Linked DNA regions of Homo sapiens: all the other regions are linked to region 1. Evidence: read pairs that join two places in POLR2A ChIA-PET (ENCODE). Cell type or tissue: PC-9. All regions are shown on one strand. Region 1 has its middle 8.2 kb from the start of METTL27. Region 2 overlaps LIMK1 (LIM domain kinase 1). Region 3 has its middle 13 kb from the start of MLXIPL.

Region 1 (8,000 bases):
ACACTGTCTCAAAAAAACAAAAAAAAAAAAACAAAAAAAAACACGACAAAAACCAACCCCAAGTGGTTTAAATATTAGGGGTTTGGTATTTTTCTTACAGCAAGAAGGCCAGTGGTCAGCAGCACAGGGGCCAGGCCAGGGGCCCACTGATCTCACAAGGGCCCTGGTGCCAACCTCTCACTTGCCACATTGTGTGTTTGCACTGTTGGCTCCTTCTGGTCACAAATGGTGGCAGCAACTTGAACATTCCTTGCATCCTTACATTCAAAGCCCAAGGCAGGCCAGGTGTGGTGGCTCATGCCTGTAATCCTAGCACTTTGGGAGGCCGAAGTGGGTGGATCGCTTGAAGTCAGGAGTTCGAGACCAGCCTGGCCAACATGGCGAAAACCTGTCTCTATTAAAAATACAAAAATTAGCTGGGCATGCTGGCGGGCACCTGTAGTCCCAGCTACTCGGGAGACTGAGGCAGGAGAATTGCTTGAACCTGGGAGGCGGAAGTTGCAGTGAGCCAGGATTGCGCCATTGCACTCCAGCCTAGCAACAGAGCGAGTCCATCTCAAAGAAAAAAATACAAACAAAACAAAGCCCAAAGTAGGCTAGGAATGGCAGGAGCTTTTCCTTGTTTCTCCTTCCCTCCCTCCCTCCCTCCCTTCCTCCCTCCCTCTCTCCCTTTTGTCCTTTATATTTTTAATTTTAATTTTATTTTTTTGAGAGGGGTCTTGCTCTGTTTTCAGGCTGGAGTGCAGTGATACAATCCTAGCTCACTGCAGCCTCTACGTCCTGGGCTCAAGCAATCCTTCTGCCTCAGCCTCCTGGGTAGCTGGGACTCCAGGTGCTTGCCACCAAGCCTGGTTAATTAAAAAAAAAAAATTGTAGAGATGGGGTCTTGCTATGTTGCCTAGGCTGGTCTCCAATTCCTGGGCTCAAGCCATCCTCCCTCCTTGGCATTCAAAATGCTGGGATTACATGTGTGAGGAACCTACCTGGCCTTTCTCTTTCTTTCTATGGGAGGAGGGTATTTCCAGAAGCCACAGAAGCTGGGAAACTGTGATCTGGCACTTTGAGGCTCAGGTGTGGGGTGTGAGCTTTCCATCCAGGAAGGAGGGAGGGGAGAATGGCTTGTGGTACTGTTCCCAGACCAAACTGAGGGTCGGGCTGCTACTTCTTGTGGCCCAATAACGAGATGCACACAAACTGGGGAGGAAGAGAGTTTTTATTTCTGTAACCGTTTACAGGGAGAAGGCGTGGAAATTATCACCCGACTAACTCAAAGTTACAAAGTTTTCCAGAGCTTATACACCTTCTAAGCTATACGTCTATGTGTAAGTGTGCATTCATCTGAAGACATAAGTGATTAATTTCTTTTAATCCATGACTAAGGTCTGAGTCCCGAAGCTCTTCCTCTGGAACCTCAGTAAATTTACTTATCTAAATGGGTCCAGGTGCTGGGGTGATTCCTGTTATCTCCTGCTAAATCATGGAGGTTTGAGGAGTTCCTTCAGACCGCCAATAAATTTGTTTGTGGAGGCCTGGGGAGTTTCTTCAGACCCAAAATAAAACTTGCTTAATTCTAAATGGTCCTGTTAAGAATTCCTTCATTATTTTGTCGTGATTTAAGGCCCAGGAAAGGCCTGGGCAAAACTCTTGGTGGGCTTTTGTTACATCCCAGCCTTTGTATAAGGGCACTGGCTTTTAATATTTAAATTAACCACTCAGTCAGTACTGAAACAGTTGTTGGGGAGACCTGGCCTGCCACAGTGCGGGCTCCTGTGCTGCTCCTGGGGTGTGAGGGCGTGTGTTCCTTCATGTGCACCTGTGTGATGAGCGGGGAATGTTACAGGTGTCCATTTTGATGTGTGCAGGACCCAGGCCATGGAGAGCTTGGTCCCCAGGCTATGGACTCCCTCCCTTCCTTCCTTCCTTCCTTCTTTTCTTTTTCTTTCTTTCTTTTCTTTCCTTCCTTCCTTCTTTCTTTCTTTCTTTCTTTCTTTCTTTCTTTCTTTCTTTCTTTCTTTCTTTCTTTCCTTTCCTTTCCTTTCCTTTCCTTTCCTTTCCCTCCCTCCCTCCCTTTCTTCCTTCCTTTCTTCCTTCCTTCCTTTCTTGATGGAGTCTCACTCTGTTGCCCAGGCTGGAGTGTAGTGGTGCAATCTTGGCTCACTGCAACCTCTGCCTTCTGGGTTCAAGCAATTCTCCTGCCTCAGCCTCCCAAGTAGCTGGGACTACAGGCATGTGCCACCACGCCCAGCTAATTTTTTTTGTATTTTTAGTAGGGATGGGGTTTTGCCACGCTGGCCAGGCTGGTCTCAAACTCTTGACCTCAGGTGATCTGCCTGCCTCGGCCTCCCAAAGTGCTGGGATTACAGGCATGAGCCACCACGCCTGGTCTATGGACGTGCTTTCTAACCCTGAATGTGTAATGGGGAGTTGTGGCTTCAGATTTGCATTTTACCAAGATGGCTCCAGAAGGCGGCAGGGAGAGCCAGCTGGGTGAACCGCAAGTTCCGAGGCTGTTGCAGTTACTTGGCAAGAGCTGGAGTGTCAAGAGTCAGGGGCTGCTGAGGAGGGGGTGACCTTGGTGCTGATGGGGTGTGGGGGCTGTTGAGGACCAGATGGCAACTTCCCTTCCTTGGAGTTTTCTTCCTACCTCATCTTCTTCACCGCCTCCTCCTTGCTCTTCTCCTACCTCTAAGCTTAGGAGAGGCCCCCGGCTCTGTCCTGGGTCTTCTTCCTTCTCTGTGTACACCCACTTCCTAGGTGATCTCATCTAGTCCCGTGGTTTTAAATACTGTTTATTTGTGGGTGACTCCCAAATTGATGACTTCTAGTCTTGGCTCTCCCCTGAACTCTGGACTTGTTCACCCAGCCATGAAACTGACATCTCCTTGGAGGCCACAGGTCTGGCAACGAGCCCAGACCCGAGAGTGATTCTTTCCACTCCCAAATCTGCTCCTCTTCAGGGCCCGTCTCTGCAAATGCCCCTGAACCACCTTGCACTCAGGGGCTCAGCTCAAGCTGTTTTTCTCCCATCTCGCACCCTGTTCATCAGCAAATCCTGTGGACTCAAACTACACCAGCCAGGTGCGGTGGCTCACACCTGTAATCCCAGTACTTTGGGAGGCCAAGGTGGGTGGATCACTTGAGATCAGGAGTTCAAGACCAGCCTGGCCAACATGGCAAAACCCTGTCTCTACTAAAAGTACAAAAATTATCCAGGGATGGTGGTGCATGCCTGTAATCCCACCTACTTGGGAGGCTGAGGCAGGAGAATCACTTGAACCGGGGAGGCAGAGGTTGCAGTGAGCCAAGATCACGCCATTGCACTTCAGCCTGGGCAACACAGCAAGACTCTGTCTGAAAAAACTAAAAGAAAAAAAAGAAGAAGAAAATCTCAAACACACACAAAAGAAGAGACTAGTGTAATAACTCCCCATGTATTTCTTCATGAGCGTTTCAATAGTTAACAAACTGAGCCCAGCCAGAGTGGCGTTTTTACAGTATCCATCTGATGAGTTTACGCCCCTGCTTAAAACCTAAAATCCAGCTTCTTTCCTCTCCTTATCTGTAGCGTCTCTTTTCCTTGATCCGCCACTCTGGCCTCTGCTGTTCCTGGACTGTGCCAAGGCTATCACAGGGCCTTTGCACTATTTTCCAGCCGGGAAAATCCCCTCACCTCAGCCTCCCGAGCAGCTGGGACTACAGACGTGCACCACCACACCCAGCTAATTTTTTTTTGTATTTTTCGTAGAGGTGGGGTTTTGCCATGTTGCCCCACTCTTCCTTCAACTCTGCTTCAGTGGCTTTTTTTTTTTTTTGAGATGGAGTCTTGCTCTGTCGCCCAGGCTGGAGTGAAGAGGCGCGATCTCGGCTCACTACAACCTCCGCCTCCTGGGTTCAAGCGATTCTCCTGCCTCAGCCTCCCGAGCAGCTGGGACTACAGGCATGCACCACCAGGCCCGGCTAATTTTTTGTCTTTTTAGTGGAGATGGGATTTCACCAAGTTACCCAGCTGGTCTTAAACTCCTGACTTCAAGTGGTCTGCCCGCCTTGGCCTCCCAAAGTGCTGGGATGACCAGCATGAGCCCCCATGCCCAGCCATTTATGAGCTCTTTCTGTGTTGATGCTTGCGGACTGGGTTCGTTTTCACCACCGCTTAGTCATCCCTCAAGCCTCAAGCTGACACACCCAGCTGATACAGCTCCCCTTTCCTGGGGATAGGAAATAACATTGCCATGCACATGTCTCTTTGTTCACAAGTGGATGTTTCTGGAAGGAATGCTTTAACCCACTGGAGGGTAGTGAAAACAATTCAGCTGGTTGTGAAATAGAATGAACAGATATTAGAAGAGCATACTGCATGTAGTAGGAGTAATTATTGTTTTGTTAGGCTCTTGCTTCAGTTTCACATGTGTGTTTAATGAACAGCTTTGTGCAATACTTTTTTTTTCTTTTTTTTTCTTTTTAGAGACAAGATCTCACTCTGTCGCCCAGGCTGGAGTGCAGTGGCACAATCCTAGCTCACTACAGTCTCAACCTTCTGGGCTCAAGTGATCCACCTGCCTCAGCCTCCTGAGTGGCTGAGTTGACAGGCATGCACTATTATGCTCAGCTAATTTTTAAAAATATTTCATAGAGACTGGGTCTCCCTATGTGGTCCAGGCTGGTCTCCAACTCCTGGCCTCAAGCGATCTTCCCACTTTGGCCTCCCAAAGTGCTGGGATTACAGATGTGAGCCACTGCGTCCAGGCTGTTTAATACAATTCTTACCATGGGTGGCACCCAGAGACTAAAAACCAGAAGGGCACTACTGAATCAGGGTACAGGCAGTGTCTGAGACTCTGGTTAGCCTACAGAGTCATCAACGCACGTGTGCTGTAGACTTTTTTGTTTTTGCAAATGAGGGTGAGATCATATCTCACTGTGGTTTCAATGTGCATTCCTCCCTAATGACTAATGAGGTTGAACCTCTTTCCATCAGTTTATTGGCTCCTGGAGTTTCCTTTTCTGTGAATGGCTTTTGCTGTTGTATTCCATTGGGTCGTTTGATTTTTTTCCCTTTCCCTATTTTTAACTGACAAGGAACAACCGTATATATTAATGGTGTATGACATGACATTTTGATATAGGGATGTATTGTTGAATGACTAAGCAAGCCCTTTAACTTATGCATCACCTCACATACTCATATCATTAGTTTGCAGTGAGAACATTTAAAATCTACTCTCTTGGCAACCTTCCTCCCTTCCTTCCATCCTTCCTCCCTTCCTTCCTCCCTTCCTTCCCCCTTCCTCCTTCCCTTCCTCTCTCTCTTTCTTTCTCTCTTTTATCCCTCCCTTCCTTCCTCCCTCCGTCCTTTCCTTCTTTCTTTCTTTCTCTTTCTTTCTTCCTTTCTTCCTTTCCTTTCCTTTCCCTCTTTCTGTCTCTCTTTTCCCTTCCTTCCTTCCCTCCCTCCCTCCCTTCCCTGCTTCCCTCCTTCCCGCCTTCCCTCCTTCATTCTTTCCTTCCCTCCCTCCCTCCTGCCTGGATCTTGTTCTGTTGCTCAGGCTGGAGTGCAGTGGTGCAATCTCCACTCACTGTAACCCCTGCCTTCTGGGCTTAAGAAATCCTCCTACCTCAGTCTTCCAAGTAGTTGGGACCACAGGTGCGTGCCACCATGCCTGGCTAATTTTTGCGTTTTTTTTTTTAAATAGAGACAAGGTCTCAATATGCTTCCCAGGCTGGTCTCCAACTCCTGAGCTCAAGCAATCCACCTGCCTTGGCCTCCCAAAGTGCTGAGCGAGATTACAGGCTTGAACAACAGTGCCTAGCCAGCAATTTTCAAGTGTACACGAGATTGTTATCAACTATAGTTAGTGTGATGTACAACACATGTCTTGAACTCACTCCTTCTGGCTAACCAAAATTCCATGTGGGTCATTTAATTTTATCTTACTGATTTGTAAGAGTTCCTTGGATACTTCAGATTGTGGATACTGTTTGCAGCGTTGCAAACATTTCCCCCAGGCTCTCACAGCTTTTGGCTTTGCTTGGTGACTTGGGCCAGGGCAGTGGCGGTGGCTGGTGGTGGCCGTGAGGGGCTGCAGGACTTCTTTCAACAATATGGTTTACTATTTATTTATTTATTTATTTTTCTGAGACACAGTCTTGTTCTGTCACCCAGGCTGGAGTGCAGTGGCGTGACCTTGGCTCACTGCAACCTCCGCCTCCCAGGTTCAAGCGATTCTCCTGCCACAGCCTCCTGAGTAACTGGGATTACAGGCATGCACCACCACACCCGGCTAATTTTTGCATTTTTAGTAGAGACAGGGTTTCGCCATGTTGGCCAGGCTGGTCTCGAACTCCTGACTTCAGGTGATCCACCTGCCTTGGCCTCCCAAAGTGCTGGGATTGTAGGTGTGAGCCCCTGTGCCCGACCCACAGTATGGTTTAAACAGAGAGGTGAGGGGGCTTTGAGGAACATTTTATTTTTTCTTATTTTATTTCTAACTTTGTGAAACCCTAGGAAATGTCCTGGAAACATTTGCTTTAGGACATGAGACAAAAGAGCAGGTAGATGCCGGGCGTGGTAGCTCACACCTGTAATTCCAGCACTTTGGGAGGCTGAAGAAGGGGGATTGCTTGAGGCCAGAAGTTGAAGACCAGCCTGCGCAACATAGCAAGATCCTGCCTCTACAAAAAAAAAATTTTTTTTTAAATTAGCCAGCCTTGGTGACATGCATCTGTAGTCTACTCAAGAAGCTGAGGCGAGTCTGGGCGGGGTGGCTCATGCCTGTAATCACAGCATTTTGGGAGGTCAAGGCAGGTGGATCACCTGAGGTCAGGAGTTCAAGACCAGCCTGACCAACATGGTAAAAATCCCATCTCTACTAAAAATACAAAAAGTAGCCGGGACTGGTGGTGTGCGCCTGTAGTCCCAGCTACTCGGGAGGCTGAGGTGGGAGAATCGCTTGAACCTGGGAGCAAAGGTTGCAGTGAGCCAAGAATGTTCCACTGCACTGCAGCCTGGGTGATAGAGTGAGACTGTCTCAAACAAAACAAAACAAAACAAAACAAAAACAAAAATAAAAAGAGCAACTAGAGAAAGAGGGAGTGGATGAGGATGGGGCAGGGGTGCTGGGAGAATGTCGCAGAGAAAGGTCTAGGTGAGCTGGCAGAAAACAAATGTCTAAAAAGTTTGGTTCTGAACAAATTGGTTGATAAATGAATTGGTGAATGTTATGAATAATTTCCATTGCTTTTTGTTATATGTTGATTATTTTCAAATTTATTTAGGTATTTATTTTTGAGACACAGTCTTGCTCTGTCACTCAGGTTGGAGTACAGTGTCGCAAACACAGCTCACTGCAGCCTCCACCTCCTGGGCTCACGCAATCCTCCCACCACAGCCTCCTGAGTAGCTGGGACTACAGGTGTTCACTACCACTCCTGCCTAATTTTTGTATTTTTTTTTTTGGTAGAGACAGGGGTCTTGTTATGCTGTAGGGCTGGCTTTGAACTCCTAGGCTTAAGCGATCCTCCTTCAGCCTCCCAAAATGCTGGGATTACAGGTGTGAGCCACTGTGTCCGGCCTGCATTTATGCTTTTTTGTCCATTTCTCGGCACTTTATTTTGGGATGAATAATGTTTTTGAACCATGGGATGGTTTGACGACTTTATATCCCTTTTAAAACATTTTTAAAGTATTTCCATTCATTTTTATTCAAAAATTTTTGAATTAATTTTAAGGAAGCAAAGATTTTTCTTTACATTTGGCAGTGAGCTTTTTAAAATTCAAATTTCAAAATCATGTCGGGTGAATTCCATGTGAATTCCCATGTGAATTTCCATGTCGGGTGAAAATCATGTCCAAGTGAATTGCCTGAAAACTGGTTGCAATAATGATTTCCACACATTGGTTTGTGAATTAATAAAATTTTTGCACCCTGAGTGGTTTCTTTTTTACAAGTTTGCACTTATTTGAAAGCAATTTTGTCCCATTTGTAGCTTATTTTGTTTTGAAAAAT
Region 2 (8,000 bases), 240 kb after region 1:
GGGTGTGATACTCCCAACAGTCCCCAAAGCTGGTGGTCCTCACCGCGTGACAGTGAGCAGAGCAGCTCAGAGGGGGTCACTGCTCACCTGGGTGCATGGCTGACCACAGCCAGGCTGGCTCTCAGTGGGATGCCCAAGGTGCTAGACTCTGCTTAGTCTCCCTCGGGCCCTGGGCTTGAGGCATTGGGCCCGGCCCAGACCTCATTTCATGCACTGAGACCTTTGTTCCAGGGCCCCTCACCCCTCTGAAGGTGTTCGGGCAGGGGCAATGTGATAAGGCCATGAGGGGTCTGCAGCCTCCAGCCCCACTGGGGAGGTGGCCAGTGATTTCCACTTTCCTGGCCCCTCTGCATGCCCCTCCCAGTGGAACTTCCTAGGGTCCCTGAGTCAGTCACTTGCAAATAATTATGGCGTGCCCACTCTGCATTAGGCCCCTCTCACAACAACCCAGTAAGGGGGTGCTATTTATTTATTAAAGCGATTTTTTTTTTGAGTCTCGCTCTGTCGCCCAGGCTGGAGTGCGGTGGCGCAATCTCGGCTTACTGCAAGCTCTGCCTCCCGGGTTCACACCATTCTCCTGCCTCAGCCTCCCAAGTAGCTGGGACTACAGGCGCCCACCACCACACCCGGCTAATTTTTTTTTGTTTGTTTGTATTTTTAGTACAGACGAGGTTTCGCTGTGTGAGCCAGGATGGTCTCGATCTCCTGACCTCGTGATCCGCCCACCTCAGCCTCCCAAAGTGCTGGGATTACAGGCGTGAGCCACCGTGCCCGGCAATATTAAAGCGATTTTAAGGCCAAGGCTGGTAACTCACGCCTGTAATCCCAGCACTTTGGGAGGCTGAGGCAGGAGGACTGCTTGAGGCCAGGAGTTTGAGATCAACCTAGGCAACATAGTGAGACTCCATCTCTACAAAAAAATTAGCCAGGCGTGGTGGTGCGTACCTGTAGTCCCAGCTACTCAGGAGGCTGAGATGGGAGGATCATTTGAACCCAGGATGTCGAAGCTGCAGTGAGCTGTGATCACGCCACTGCACTCTGGCCTGGGCAACAGAGCGAGACACTGTCTCAAATTTTTAAAAAGCGATTTTACAAATGAGGTGCAGAGTTCAGTCACTTGCCAAAAGTCTCACAGCGCGTGAGGAGTAGAATCAGGACTCGAACCGAGGCAGCCTGGCTTCAGAGCCTACAGTGTAACCACAGCTTAGTCCCACACCTCCCAGACCAACAGGGTCCCTGCCTTCTAGTGGGCAAGACACTCAGTGAACAAATGTAGTGTCAGGTATTGGGGGACAGCACTCTCAGGAAGTGATGTTTAAGGGACAGAATTGAAGGGAGCAGTGTTTAGAGGATGTCGGGGGTAGGGCCGGTGCATGTGCAAAGGCCTTGGGGTGGGAATGTGCTTGGCACAACTGAGGACCACAAAGCCAGCGTGCGGGAGTGCAGTCAGTGGCCAGGGGTGCATAGAGCCTTGTGGGCCCCGTGGAAGGTGCCGTTGGCTGTACAGCTTTTTTTTTTTTTTTTTTTTTTTTTTTTTGAGACAGAGTCTCGCTTTTGTTGCCCAGGCTGGAGTGCAGTGGCGTGATCTCAGCTCACTGCAACCTCCGCCTCCCGGGTTCAAGCGATTCTCCTGCCTCAGCTTCCTGGTAGCTGGGACTACAGGCGCCCACCACCACACCTGGCTAATTTTTGTGTTTTTAATAGAGACGGGGTTTCACCATGTTAGCCAGGCTGGCCTCAAACTCCTGACCTCAAGCGATCTGTCTACCTCAGCCTCCCAAAGTGCTGGGGTTACAGGCATGAGCCACTGCGCACAGGCAGCTGTGCATCTTTGAATGTCATAACCTGAGCATCTGAGAGCTGCTCCTGTCCCCTGGCCCCTGCTCTTGAGGAAGTCCCACGCTGATAGGACAGACAGGGTCATAAGTGCTGTGATGGGGGCCTGCAGGCTGCTGGAGGGCTCAGCCGGGACCAGATGCTGCCCCTCTTTGTAGAGTGGGACAATTGCTGCAGGCCCATGGGACCTCTGGTATTAGCCCTGAGGGTTGTCACTCCGGGGCCTGCCCCTTTCTGTGTTCTGACCTCCCAGCCCCTTGCAGGCCCTGCCTCCCGGAAGGTTATGACCAGGCTTGGACTGGTCCAGGCTTCCCTTTGGCTCACATACTGCCTCTGCGAGGTCCCCTCCAGGAAGCCTCCTGTGCACAACCCCCAGGGCTGCCGCATCCCTGGTAGCATCTCCTTGGCAGCTGGGTGGGCTGGCCCTGGGCAAGGAGGGCTGAGCATGCTGCTGGCCTGTGGGGTTGGAGCAGCGGCGGGATGCAACCTCCCTTTCTTCAGGGGACCTTTTTGGCGAAGACAAACTGTCCATAGGAAGTCGACCTCTGTTCCCTTGGGGGCAGCAGTGGAAGAGGCAGCTGCTTTTGAGCTTGTCCCTGTCCCCAGAGAAGCCTGAGGCCTTCAGTGCCGTTGCCAGGGCCGAGGCTGAGGAGCCTACAGCGTGTGTTCAGGACTGAGGGCCAGGGACGGGCCACAGGCTCCCTGCCTGGGGTCCAAGCCTAGATCGCTCGCTCCCCACCCGCACCAAAGCCCAGGCAAAGGGTGCTTCAGCCACTTCCTGTTGCAGGCTCAGACCAAGTCCCCTGGCACCCACGCGGCTGCAGCCTCCTCCTGTGCGCTGCAGCCACGCTGGCCCCACCCTCTGCAGCCTCCAATCCTGAGCCCCTGAGGGAGGATGGGGAAGCAGCTGGTCTGGCCACCCCTGCCCTCCCTTAGACCTCCAGAGCCCCCAGTGTAGCCACAGAGGATGCTGTTGGCTTCAGCCCCAAGAAGACGCCGCTTCCTCCAGAGGGCTAAGTAAGTGGGAATCCCCCTCCCTACTTGTCCTGGGCTCCAGGCAGGGCCCCTGGTGTAAGGCCTGGGGCTGGAAGCCGACCCACCTAGGTCCAGGCTCTGGGGCAGAACTGAAACTCCTTGGTTACTGTCGGCTGCAGCCTGGGAGCAGGCCACTGCCAAAGCTGTGGGTCCTTCCAGGACAGTCTCCCCATGAGGCCGGTCCTCCACCTGCTGTTTCTTCACACCTGGTGGCCAGGGATGTGGCCCTGGGTAGAACGATGATTCTCCACTCCTGTCATTATGGAAGCCACCGCTGTCTCCCAGCCCAGCCAGCCACCTGGGCTGCAGAGCACCCCTTTCATGCCCTCCGGGTGCCTCCCCCTTCTCCTGCCCCAGCCTGGCTTTGTCCTACCCTGCTCTCAGGGAGGGGTACCCTGGAGTGGGGCCAGGGCATGGCTCTCCCCCGAGGGAGTTCCTCTCTGGCTGTCCCCAGGGCAGCTCTGCACAGCCTCAGTACCTGGCGCACCTCCCTTGACATCCTTCTTAGGGACAGTCAGGCACTCTGTGTGGGGCACTCAAGAGAGCCAGGCCCGTCAGCCTCTAGCTCCTGCCAGAATGCAGGCCTGAGGGGTGAGGGGCGGGGCAGGGGCAGGGACAGGAACTCCGGCGTGCTCTCCATCCGCAAAGGTTCACTGAGGCCCCGAGCCCCAGCCACTGAGCCACCAAGTCAGCCTGGGCCAGGCCTGGGTGCCCTGTCTGCAATGGAGGCAGAGACGGGGTCTCGGGGCAGTTCTGAGGATGCTGGGTGCACAGCGGGGGCCTCGCCGGCAGGAATCACTTATGCTCTCTCCTGGGCCAAGCTTTGTGGATGCCCAGCCTGGGGCCGCGGGGAGCTGGCAGGTCAGTGGCAGACACTGGTGGGCAGACCTAGTGTCTGGTAGAACAGGCATCAAGGAAGTGGTGACCGGAGGGAAGCCAAGTGCACTCAAACCCTCGGGTGAGTCATCACCGCCGGGTCTTTCACAGCTGCTGAAAGTGAGCAACAGTGATGAAGGTTTGTGAGTTTCTGCGTGAGCGAGTGAATGGACCAGTAGCAGTTTCCAGGTTGTGGAAGAGCGTTCCCTCCCCGGGATGGGGACACTTGGTTACAGCAATTCCTAATCCCCCACCCACCCACCGCCCACTGCAGAGGTATGCGGGGGCCCTGCTTCCTGCAGGCAGGAGTGAGGGGCACTCCTGTGATGTGGCACCCCTGTGACCGAGGTCATGTGTGATCGGTGTAAGGGCAGGAAGCGAGTCATTGGTCTGCACCAGGCGTGGGGGCTTCTGCGAGGGCAGGACCCAAAGTCGGCCTGGCCTCCCGGCTGCAGCACTCCTTTCCCTTTCGAATTAGGTTAGAGCCCTGGGACGGGAGGTGCCCTGTAGACCACCCCCCTCACCAACTTCCGTCCTCCGCCCCACCCCCGCGGTGATCCGGTGAACTGCCGGCCCCCTGCTGTGCACCGAGTGGGGCAGTGACCCTGACGTGGCGTCTCCTGCCGCCCCTGCCACCGCCACCACCTCCGGTGGCCCAGCCTCCGCATTCCCCACCCCCATGGAGGAATGCACCAGGCCTCCCTTCCTGGATGCACCCCTCACCCACATGCTTCCAAACCCTGGCATTTTCTGCTCCCCCTTTACTCCCACCCCTTCCCCTAGGCTCCCAGACAAAGGGGAAGTGGCTGGATCCTCTTAAAGGGACAGTGTCCCACCAGCTTACTGCTGAACTCCCCTCCTCAACCCCAGTTCCCTAGTTACAGTTAATTAGCATTAGCAGACAGCCCATGAGTGATACCCATGCAGGCCCCAGGCTGTGGAGAGTTTCCTGGGTAGGAAACAGCCCTTAAGGTCCCTCATCTCATCCAGGTCCCAGTCTTTCCTACCTGCCTCTCTCCTAGATTGTGGCCCTTTGGAGCCTGGTTCTTCTGTCCCTGTGTGACCGACACATAGCACCCAAACAGTGGCAGAGCGGGACGGACCCCCTAGCCTGTTCTCTGTGTGGGTCTGTACCCTGACCCAGACATGCCCCCCCACAGCAGGACCCAGGGGGGCACATGTGTGCCTGCGGGTTCACTGGGGCACCCGCATTTGGTTTATTTTATTTTTTAGAGAGAGGGTCTTGCTGTGTCACCCAGCTGGAGTGCAGTGGTGTAATCATAGCACACTGCAGCCTTCAACTCCTGGGCTCAAGCGATCCTCCCTCCCCAGCCTCCCTAGTAGCTGGGAGTACAGGACCCACTGTATCCTGGCTAATTTTTTAATAATTTTTTAAGAGATGGGGTCTTACTGTGTTGCCCAGGCTGGCCTCAAACCTCTGGCCTCAAGTGATCCTCCCACCTTCGCCTCCTGAAGTGCTGAGATTACAGGCATGAGCCACCATGCCCATCCCAGACTGACATTTCTATATTTGTTCATCCTGGCTGGGCAGGGCTGCTGGTCCCCACCCCACCGGGATGCTTGGCTGGGAAAAAGCCGGGAATGTAGGTCTAACCCTGGCCTGTGTTGTGGCACCTACAGCCTGGCATTCCTCCCCATCTGCCCTTCAAGGCCCCACCAACCAGGCCTCCTTGGTAGCCTCTAGTGAGGAAACAGGCGAACCGTGGCTTTGATGACCCTGCACACCTGGGGATTCTCCTCTATTTTTCTTTTTCTTTTTTTTTTTTTTGGAGACAGAGTCTCACTCTGTCGCCAGGCTGGAGTGCAGTGGCACAATTTTGGCTCACTGCAACCTCTGCCTCCCAGGTTCAAGCGATTCTTCTGCCTCAGCCTCCCGAGTAGCTGGGATTACAGGTGCCCACCACCATGCCTGGCTAGTTTTTGTATTTTTAGTGGAGACTGGGTTTTGCCATGTTGGCCAGGCTGGTCTCAGACTCCTGACCCCAAGTGATCTGCCCACCTCGGCCTCCCAAAGTGCTGGGATTACAGGTGTGAGCCACCGCTTTGGGAGGCCGAGGTGGGCGGATCACGAGGTCAAGAGCTCAAGACCATCCTGGCCAAGATGGTGAAACCCCATCTCTACTAAAAATACAAAAAATTAGCTGGGCATGGTGGTGTGTGCCTGTAGTCCCAGCTACTCAGGAGGCTGAGGCAGGAGGATCACTTGAACCTGGAAGGCAGAGGTTGCAGTGAGCCGAGATCGAGCCACTGCACTGCAGCCTGGCGACAGAGCAAGACTCCGTCTCAAAAAACAAACAAAAAGAAAACTTGTTCTAATTCTTACAAAGGTGCCTGTAGCCGAGGCAGGGGCCCAGGTGAGGTGGAGGAGGGCGGGAGTGGACGTCTCAGCCCGGCCCCTCTCCTGCAGGTGTTGTGACTGCAGTGCCTCCCTGTCGCACCAGTACTATGAGAAGGATGGGCAGCTCTTCTGCAAGAAGGACTACTGGGCCCGCTATGGCGAGTCCTGCCATGGGTGCTCTGAGCAAATCACCAAGGGACTGGTTATGGTGAGCGCCCCCTGCCTTGCACACTCACCTGGGGTGGGGGTATCCAAGCAGACCCCATGCTCCAGGTCTCTCTCCCATCATTGTCTCTCCTGGTCTCCTTTTTGCTGGTCTTTGGAGCTGCTTTCTGAGCCTGACTGTCTGTCTGTATCCCTCAGCGCCCCCATCTATGGAGCCAGCTCTGTCCAGGAGCTCAGCAGCTGGCCAGCCGGGTCCCTGCAGTTGTTTTTTTGGTGACACCCTTGGAAGAGGCCTAGGGGAGGATCTGTGGGGGTTGTTGGGTCTGCTGAGCTGGGCTGTTCCCTCCTCACCCCCGCACCAGGTGGCTGGGGAGCTGAAGTACCACCCCGAGTGTTTCATCTGCCTCACGTGTGGGACCTTTATCGGTGACGGGGACACCTACACGCTGGTGGAGCACTCCAAGCTGTACTGGTGAGTGCCTTGGCCCCTCCCTGAGCCTAGGAGGCCCACCTGTGTCACAGATCTGCAAGGGTGCTGACTCTCCCACACCCGGGCCTCCTGCCCTTTCCCATGGGGTGAGGTTTGTTGGGGCAAATGTTCATATCTCCTTTCCCATCCCGGCATGGAAACAAGTGAGAAATAACACACAGAAGTCAGTGTGAAAAAGCCTCAGACGGCCAGGCATGCTGGCTCACGCCTGTAAACCCAGCACTTTGGGATTCCGAGGTGGGTGGATCCCTTGAGGCTAGGAGTTCAAGACCAGCCTGGCCAACATGGTGGAACCCCATCTCTATTAAAAATACAAAAATTAACCAGGTGTGGTGGCGGGTGCCTGTAATCCCAGCTACTCAGGAGGCTGAGGCAGGAGACTCTCTTGAACCTGGGAGGTGGAAGTTGCAGTGAGCCAAGATTGCACCACTGCCCTCCAGCCTAGGCAACAGAGCAAGACTCTGTCTCAAAACAGAAAACCTCAGACGTCAGCTTTCTTACTGGCCATGACTGCAGCATGGTGCTGGCACAAACCACCAGAGGTGGGGTGGATGCCACAAGTTAAGGACACCATCCCCAGCATAACTGCTCCCTCTTTAGACACCAGCCACAAGTTCAGGGGTCCCCAACCCACTCACACTTCTGACCGACTGGCTACAAATTCAGGGACTCCCAAGACCCTGCCAAGTTTGATCGTTTGCTAACAGACTCACAGAACTCAGGAAATCCTCCATTTTTATCCCAGTTTTATTATGAAGGACACAGCTCAGGTCCGACCAAATGAAGAAGCATCTCCCCTCCCTCCCCTAGCACATCAATGTGATCACCAACCAGGAAGCTTCACTGAGCTTCAGCAGCCAGAGTTTTTATTGGGATTTCATTACATCGTCATGACTGATTGAGTCATTGGCCGTATGATCAAGCTTAGTCTCTAGCCCCCGTTCTTGGAGGTCAGGCTGGATGAAAGCTGCAACCCTCTTCAAATCACATGATGTATCTTTGCGGGGCTGAGTCATCTCATTAGTATCAACTCAGGAATAGTCTGAGGGGCTCATGAATAACAAAGATACCCCATTCCAAGGACTTAGAGTCTCCCTCCCAGGAATCAGGACAAAACCCAGACAGATTCTTTCTTATACAACACTGATCAAGCTGGATTAGAGGACAACGTGGCTTGATCCCAGATGGGCTTTTAATGACTTCCTCCTGAACTGGATTTATCCTCAGGCCTTGTCCTGG
Region 3 (8,000 bases), 210 kb before region 1:
CTACAGTCACCCGCCACCACGCCCGGCTAATTTTTTTTCTATTTTTAGTAGAGACGGGGTTTCACCGTGTTAACCAGGATGGTCTCAATCTCCTGACCTTGTGATCCACCTGCCTCGGCCTCCCAAAGTGTTTTTTTTTTTTTTTAAGATGAAGTCTCACTCTGTCACCCAGGCTGGGGTACAGTGGCCAGATCACATCTCACTGCAGCCTTGACCTCCTTGGGCTCAAGCAGTCCTCCCGCCATGGTGTGTGCCAACGTGCCTGGCTAATTTTTGAATTTTTTTGTGGAGACAGGGTTTCGTCATGTTGCCCAGGCTGGTTTTGACCTGGGCTCCAGCCATCCTCTTGCCTTGACCTCGCGAAGTACTGGGATTACAGGTGGGAGCCACCATGCCAGGCTAATTTTTATTTTTTTTGTAGAGACAGGATCTTGCTATATTGCCTAAACTGGTTCCGAACTCCTGGGCTCCAGCAATCCTCCTGCCTCAGCCTCCCAAAGTTGCTGGGATTCCAGGCGTGAGCCATGGTGTCTGGCTGATAGTCTGGAGTTTGATGGTGCCCTAAACAGCCTGAGCACCTCAAAGTGAGAAACATGCCTCTGCCTCTTTTCACTGACCCCTCAGCTCCTCTCACCAGCTTACATACTCAGGAAGCCACTACTGTGGCTAGGGGTAGATTGGCATCTAGGTGCGGGGACGAGGGAGATGATGTATCAGGCCTACGGAAGGACTTGGCAAAGTTAGCTTGGCAAGATTAACTTGGCAGTTAGCTTCTCACAAAGCTCACTGAGTGAGAAGAGGATGGAGAAGCGGACAAGAGTGAGAGAGAGGAGTCTCGAACTGTGTCTTTAACTGGCGGCAAGTTGGGAAGTCACTTCCCCTGTCTGGATCTCAGTTTCTGTATCTGTAAAATGGGTGAACAAACCATGAACGAAAATTGGATAAATATGACTATATCGAAGTGAAGAAGTTGGACCAGACTTGTTTTCATATCAGAAGTACCCCAATTGTTCTACCAAAAATTACGAGTTTGCCAGGAGCAGTGGCTCACACCTGTAATCCAAAACACTTTGAGAGGCTGAGGTGGGAGGATTGCTTGAGGCCAGGAGTTCAAGACCAGCCTGGGCGACGGAGTGAGATCTCATCTCAAAAATAAATAAATAATTATTTACTTTAAAAGGAAAATTTTTTTGAGACAGAGTCTTACTCTGTTGCTCAGGCTGGAGTGCAGTGGCTCGATCTTGGCTCACTGCAACTGCCACCTTCCAGGTTCAAGCAATTCTCCTGTCTCAGACTCCCAAGTAGCTGGGACTACAGGTGTGCACCACCATGCCTGGCTAGTTTTTGTATTTTTAGTAGAGATGGGGTTTCATCATGTTGGCCAGGCTGGTCTCGAACTCCTGACCTCAAGTGATCTGCCTGCTGCCTCGGCCTCCCAAAGTGCCGGGATTACAAGCGTGAGCCACTGTGCCTGGCCAATAATTTTAACTTAATTTTTTTAAATTATGAATTCAACATATTAGGAACGAAAAACCCACTTTTCTTTGCAAGAAGTACACTTTTATAGGCTTTCTGCTTCTATATGTATTTATTATTATTATTATTATTATTATTTTGAGACGGAGTCTCATTCTGTCGGCCAGGCTGGAGTGCAGGGGCGGGATCTTGGCTCACTGCAACCTCTACCTCCTGGGTTCAAACGATTCTCCTGCCTCAGCCTCCCGAGTAGCTGGGACCACAGGAATGCACCACCACGCCCAGCTATTTTTTTTTTTTTTTTGTATTTTTAGTAGAGATTGGGTTTCGCCATGTTGGCCAGGCTAGTCTTAAACTCCTGACTTCAAGTGATCTGCCCACCTCGGCTTCCCAAAGTGCCAGGATTACAGGCGTAAGCCACTGTGCCTGGCCTATATTTATGTTTAATAATACTATAAATATCAGTCATATTGCTCATACATTTCTAAATTATACAAATACCAAGTCCTGTGTAGGACAAAAAGTCCTGTGTAGATTACCTCTGGTCTCAACTGAAAATCATTGATCTTTGTGCTCTGAGGCTATGAGAGTGGAGGAGGAGGTAGAGAAAGAGGAGAAGAAGGGGAGGAAGGACAGCAGGGTAGAGATCAAGTGAGTATCTAGTCATCCGTCCAGCCATCCATTCATCTGTCCATCTAGTTATTTACCTATTAATTCATCTATACTCTAATAGTCAGTCTACCCACCCATCTGTCTGTTCATCTACCTGTCTATTCATTTACAATCTGTCCATTCACCTTACTATCCACCCATCTCTTCTTTCATCCACCCATCTCTTCTTCCATCCATCCATCCATCCATCCATCCATCCACCCATCTCTTCTTCCATCAGTCCATCTCTTCTATCTATCCATCCATCCATCTCTCTCCATCCACCCATCTCTTTTTCCATCAATCCATCTCTTCTATCTATCCATCCATCCATCATCCATCCATCTATCTCTTTATCCACCCATCCATCCATCCCCCTCTCTATCTATCCATTTCTTCTTCCATCAGTCCATTCATCTACCAATATGTCTATCTGTCCATCCATCGTTCCATGTATACACCTACCTAACTTTCTATTCATCCAACCATCCACTCAAATACCCACCCATCTGCCCACCCAGTACACATATTAACCGCCTGCTGATGTCATGCCCTCTGTTCAGGCAGAGGTGGGGAATGCTCAGATGCTTGCAACATGGCTCCTGCCTTTGTGCAGCTCAGTATGCAGAGTGAGGCATGCCCTCCAGCAACTAGAGGGGGCCAGTCCCAGTTCCTGGGACTGTGGAAGTTCAGTTAAGGGCGGCCGGACTTGCAGCCCAGGGGGTTAAGGAAGGCTCTCTAGAAGAAACTGTGCTTGAGGGGGACCTCAAAAGACAAAGTGGAGGCCGGGCACCGTGGCTCACGCCTGCAATCCCAACACTTTGGGAGGCCAAAGTGGGAGGATCACTTGAGGCCGGGAGTTTAAGACTAGCCTGGCCAATATGGTGAAACCCCATCTCTACTAAAAACACAAAAATTAGCCGGATCCGGTGGTTTATGCCTGTAGTCCCACCTACTCAGGAGGCTGAGGCACAAGAATTGCTTGAACCTGGGAGGTGGAGGTTGTGGTGAGCCGAGATTGAGCCACTGCACTCCAGCCTGAGCGACAGAGTGAGACTCTGTCTCAAAAAAAAAAAAAAAGACGAAGTGAGAATTAGTCACACAGAGAGGGCAGAAGGTATTCTGGGAGGGAAGAGCTGGAGAAACAAAGGCGGGGGCTGGGGAACCAGAGTAATGAGTCATTCAACTGGCTGGGGTGCCAGCAGGGTGCCAGCAGCCTACATAGCTGCCATGTCCCCAGCTCCCTCGGAGCACAGGCAGCCACCCTGTGACTCCATGCTAGGCTTGGCTCCAGTGGGCACCGAGGTATCTGTATTTCTCAGAGAGTAGCCCATGGACAACTGCCAGGCTGGGGATTCTGTTATGAGTTTGCAACAAGATAAACACAAAAATTCAGAGTGTCTAGAAGCACTTATATCAATTAAAAAAAAATTTAGGTTGGGCACGGTGGCTCACGCCTATAATCCCAGCACTTTGGGAGACCAAGGCGGGTGGGTCAAGAGGTCAGGAGTTCGAGCCCAGCCTGGCCAAGATGGTGAAACCCCGTCTCTACTAAAAATACAAAAGTTAGCTGGGCATGGTGGCGGATGCCTGTAATCCCAGCTACTCGGGAGGCTGAGGCAGGAGAATGATGTTAACCCGGGAGGCGGAGCTTGCAGTGAGCTGAGATGGTGCCACTGCACTCCAGCCTGGGCAACAGAGCGAGATTCCATCTCAAAAAAAAAAAAAGAATAACAAACTGGGCATATAATTTACATATTTCCTTCACTTCAATTTTTCTAGTAATTCATTTTCTGTTGTATTTTGCATACTCACAAGTCTATGTAGATTGAAAATAAAAAAGCAAAAAGGGGCCTTGTGCAGTGGCTCATGCCTGTAATCCCAGCACTTTGGCAGGCCGAGGCAAGAGGATCACTTGAGGTCAGGAGTTCCAGACCAGCCTGGCCAACACGGCGAAACCCCGTCTCTCCTAAATACAAAAATTAGCAGGCATGGTGGCACACGCTTGTAATCCCAGCTACTCAGGAGGCTGAGGCGAGAGACTTGCTTGAACTTGGAAGGTGGAGTTTGCAGTGAGCTGAGATCACACCACTGCACTCCAGCCTGAGTGACAGAGTGAGACTCTGTCTGGAAAAAAAAAAAAAGAAAAAACAAAAAGGGGCTTTTCAGTCAGTTTGAGAAGCACTGATACGCAAGACAGCTTACACTCATATGTCCTTTGCCAATGTGGCTTCATGGTCATTATCTCATTATGAGCCAGACAGAGCAAGGACCATGGTCCCCATTGCCCCGTTGTATAGGATACCTGGCCCAAGGTTCTTACTGATGGTAGATGGCAGGGCTGAGATTTGAACCCACAGCTGTTCCCCATCAGACAGCAACTTCCTGTGAGCTCATGTTCCAGGCTAGGCTGAGCTGGGGTGTGGGACAGGGAGGACACAGGAGAGGAAGAGAGAAGTACCTGGAAAAAGAATGTCAGGCAGGGTGAGAGGTCGGGTCCGGGGCCTGCCCTTTATGCTAAGGGCACTGATGGAGGTCAGTGGGGGATTCCCAAATGGCCCTAGAAGGACCAGGCAAGTCCTCTGGGCTCTCTGTTGGGGAACACGCAGTGGCACCACTGCCAGGCTCAGCCTGTCTCAATCCTTCTCTATGTTCTTCCTACCTCTTTTCCTTTGGCCTCCCCCATTAACCAAGCCCTGAGCTCCCCATGGCCAGGGTCTGGTCTTGTCCCATCCATCTGTACACCCAAAGCTGGCCCAAAGTTCAACCAACAAAACCACCAGTCTCTGCCTGGCCCTTGGCAGGAACCATAGCACCCTCGGACACCATTTTCTCCTCCTGTCCCTGAGGGAGACTAGATGAACAGGGATTTTGATCACTCCATGCTACTGATGAGGGAACAGGCTCAGAGAAATTAAGTCACTCGCTTGAGGTACCAGAACAGGTCATCTAACACTTTATATTTATTTTATTTTTTGGGGACAGAATCTCACTCTGTCACCCAGGCTGGAATGCAGTGGCACAATCTCGGCTCACTGCAACCTCCACCTCCCAGGTTCAAGCGATTTTCCTGCTTCAGCCTTCCAAGTGGCTGGGATGGCTAATTTTTGTATTTTTAGTGGAGACAAGGTTTCGCCATGTTGGCCAGGCTGGTCTCAAACTCTTGACCTCAGGTGATCTGCCCACCTTGGCCTCCCAAAGTGCTGGGATTACAGGTGTGAGCCACCACACCTGGCCTCAACTAAGGCTTTAATTCCCAACCCAGTACTTTTGTTTGTTTGTTTGTTTGTTTTTCCAAGACAGGGTCTCACTCTGTGGCCCAGGTTGGAGTGCAGTGGTGCAATCTCAGCTCACTGAAACCTCTGCTTCCAGGGTTCAAGCGATTCTCCTGCCTCAGCCTCCCTAGTAGCTGGGATTACAGGCACCTGTCACCATGCCCAGCTAATTTTTGTATTTTTAGTAGAGACAGGGTTTCACCATGTTGTCCAGGCTGGTCTTGAACTCCTGACCTCAGGTGATCCACCCACCTCGGCCTTCTGGGATTTCGGGCATGAGCCACCATGCTGGGGCTCATTTAAGTCTTTCATTCCCAACCCAGTACTTTTTGACTAGAGGTTAAATTAAGTAGAGAGGAGAAAAAAAATAGTAGAGAGGAGAAAAAAAAATAGTAGAGAGGAGAGGGAAGACTTTCCCTTAGTGCTCTGGGCTGCAGCCTGTGGTGAGGCTGAGGATGAGTGGACGGTGGGGAGGAAGAACTCGGTGGCACAATGTTATTTGCTCAGAAACTTCCCCTTCTGTACCACTTTGGCTGCTTCCGGGGGAGGCTTAAAACCCCATCCCAGGCCAGGAAGAAACAGAAATGCCAGGAGGGGCCAATAGGCCATTTTCCTAATCTGTGGATGATAAGTAACATGGGACTGTATTTTGGAAAAATCTATTAAACAAAAAATGTAGGTACTCTTTGACCCATCAAATTTACTTCTAGGAATTTGTGCTATAAAATATTTCCAGGAGTGTGCAAAGATGAACAAAGATATTCCTCACAGCACTGTTTATAATAGTGAAAAGCAGCATGGTTGGATACATTTTGATAAATCCCTATAGGGAAATACTATGCAGGTGTTAACAGAACCTCATCTGTGAAATGGAGATAGCTGGATGTGGTGGCTTGAACCAGTAATCCCAGCTACTCAGGAGGCTGAGGCAGGAGGATCGTCTGAGCTCAGGAGTTCAAAACCAGCCTGGGCAACATAATGAGACCCTATCTTTAAAAAAAAAAATGGAGATAATAATCTCATAATTTTTATGAGGATGAAGTGAATTAATACCTGCAAAGTGCTTAGATAGTAAATGCCAGCTCTCATTATTATTATAGGTGTAGGAATAGGAAAAGATAACTAAGATGCAATGCTAATTTAAAAAGAAAGTTATGGGCCGGGCGCAGTGGCTCACGCCTGTAATCCCAGCACTTTGGGAGGCTGAGGCGGGTGGATCACGAGGTCAGGAGATCAAGACCATCCTGGCTAACACGGTGAAACCCCGTCTCCACTAAAAATACAAAAGAAAAATAATTAGCCAGGTGTGGTGGTGGGCGCCTGTAGTCCCAGCTACTTGGGAGGCTGAGGCAGGAGAATGGTGTGAACCCAGGCAGAGCTTGCAGTGAGCCAAGATCGCACCACTCCACTCCAGCCTGGGCAACAGAGCGAGACTCCATCTCAAAAAATAAATATAAATAAATAAAGTAAAGTAAAATAAAATAAAATAAAAAGAAAGTTATGGGCCGGGCATGGTGGCTAATGCCTGTAATCCCAGCACTTTGGGAGGTGGAGGCAGAGTGATCACTTGAGCTCAAGAGTTCAAGACCAGCCTGGGCAACATGGCGAAACCCTGTCTCTTAAAATAATAGCAAAATTAGCCAGGTGTGGTAGCAAGCACCTGTAGTCCCAGCTTCTTGGGGTGCTGAGGTGGAAAAGTCACTTGAGCCAAGGAGGTGGAGTCTACAGTGAGCCAAATTTGCATCACTACACTTCCTGGGTGACAGAGCAAGACCCTGTCTCCAAAAAAAAAAAAAGAAAAAGAAAAAAAGAAATGGCAAAGAACCCTCAAAAACAGTAAAGAAAATAAGAAGAGGCAGTAGAATAGATGATGGCGGCCGGGCGTGGTGGCTCACGCTTGTAATCCCAGCACTTTGGGAGGCTGAGGCATGTGGATCACTTGAGGTCAGGAGTTCGAGGCCAGCCTGGCCAACATGATGAAACCCTGTCTCTACTAAGAATACAAAAATTAGCTGGGCATGGTGGTGCACACCTGTAATCCCAGCTACTCAGGAGGCTGAGGCAGGAAAATCGCTTGAATCCGGGAGGCGGAGGTTGCAGTGAGCCAAGATTGCACCACTGTACTCCAGCCTGGGCGACAGAGCGAGACTCCATCTCAAAAAAAAAAAAAAAAAAGGAGAAAAAAAAGAACAGATGATGGCATGGGAACCCTCTCCCTCTTCTTGAGGACCCCAAAGTCCAGAGATTAATGCTCTCCAACAACAGGAAAAGGCTCTCTTTTTGATTGACCAAACCAGAGTCTGTCCCTGAGCAGACACTGGGAAGACAGAGGCACAGCTTCCCACCCTAGCTTGTCTGCCACTCACAATCTCATTCTGAGGGGCCTAAAGATCTGTAGGGGGCCAGGCACAGTTACTCATGTCTGTAATCCTCGCACTTTGGGAGGCCGAGGCAGGAGGATCACTTGAGCCCAGGAGTTTGAGACCAGCCTGGGTGACATGGCAAAATCCTATCTCTACCAAAAATTAGCCAGGTGTAGTGGCGAGTGCCTTAGTCCCAGCTACCAGGGAGACTAAGGCAGGAGGATTGCTTGAGCTG

Evidence for each region. Peaks named below come from ENCODE experiments on the same cell type or tissue, not always from the same donor. Only the 100,000 strongest peaks of a DNase experiment are listed, where the experiment ranks them.
Region 2: POLR2A ChIA-PET joins it to region 1 with 13 read pairs; 2 of 35 experiments call an interaction of 5 or more read pairs at or near these places.
Region 3: POLR2A ChIA-PET joins it to region 1 with 12 read pairs; 3 of 35 experiments call an interaction of 5 or more read pairs at or near these places.

What each region holds. Positions count from the first base shown.
Region 1 is chr7:73,846,757-73,854,756 of GRCh38, forward strand. No RefSeq gene overlaps it. Among named protein-coding and RNA genes, the nearest start is that of METTL27, 8.2 kb to the left of the region's middle. RefSeq lists a silencer at 4,772-4,831. In PC-9, a CTCF peak has its summit at 4,509; DNase peaks (open chromatin) are centred at 2,815, 4,215 and 4,985; H3K4me3 peaks cover 445 bases; H3K27ac peaks cover 4,498 bases.
Region 2 is chr7:74,090,447-74,098,446 of GRCh38, forward strand. It overlaps LIMK1 (LIM domain kinase 1), which reads left to right. Exons shown (of 16, transcript NM_002314.4): 3 at 6,176-6,314; 4 at 6,634-6,743. Among named protein-coding and RNA genes, the nearest start is that of LIMK1, 11 kb to the left of the region's middle. RefSeq lists enhancers at 1-188, 189-689, 2,345-2,886, 2,810-2,919, 3,580-3,789 and 1 more. In PC-9, no CTCF peak of the experiment used is centred here; a DNase peak (open chromatin) is centred at 3,835; H3K4me3 peaks cover 1,913 bases; H3K27ac peaks cover 4,374 bases.
Region 3 is chr7:73,633,218-73,641,217 of GRCh38, forward strand. It overlaps a transcript of MLXIPL not described here. Among named protein-coding and RNA genes, the nearest start is that of MLXIPL, 13 kb to the left of the region's middle. RefSeq lists enhancers at 2,356-3,205, 3,162-3,456. In PC-9, no CTCF peak of the experiment used is centred here; a DNase peak (open chromatin) is centred at 3,294; H3K27ac peaks cover 479 bases.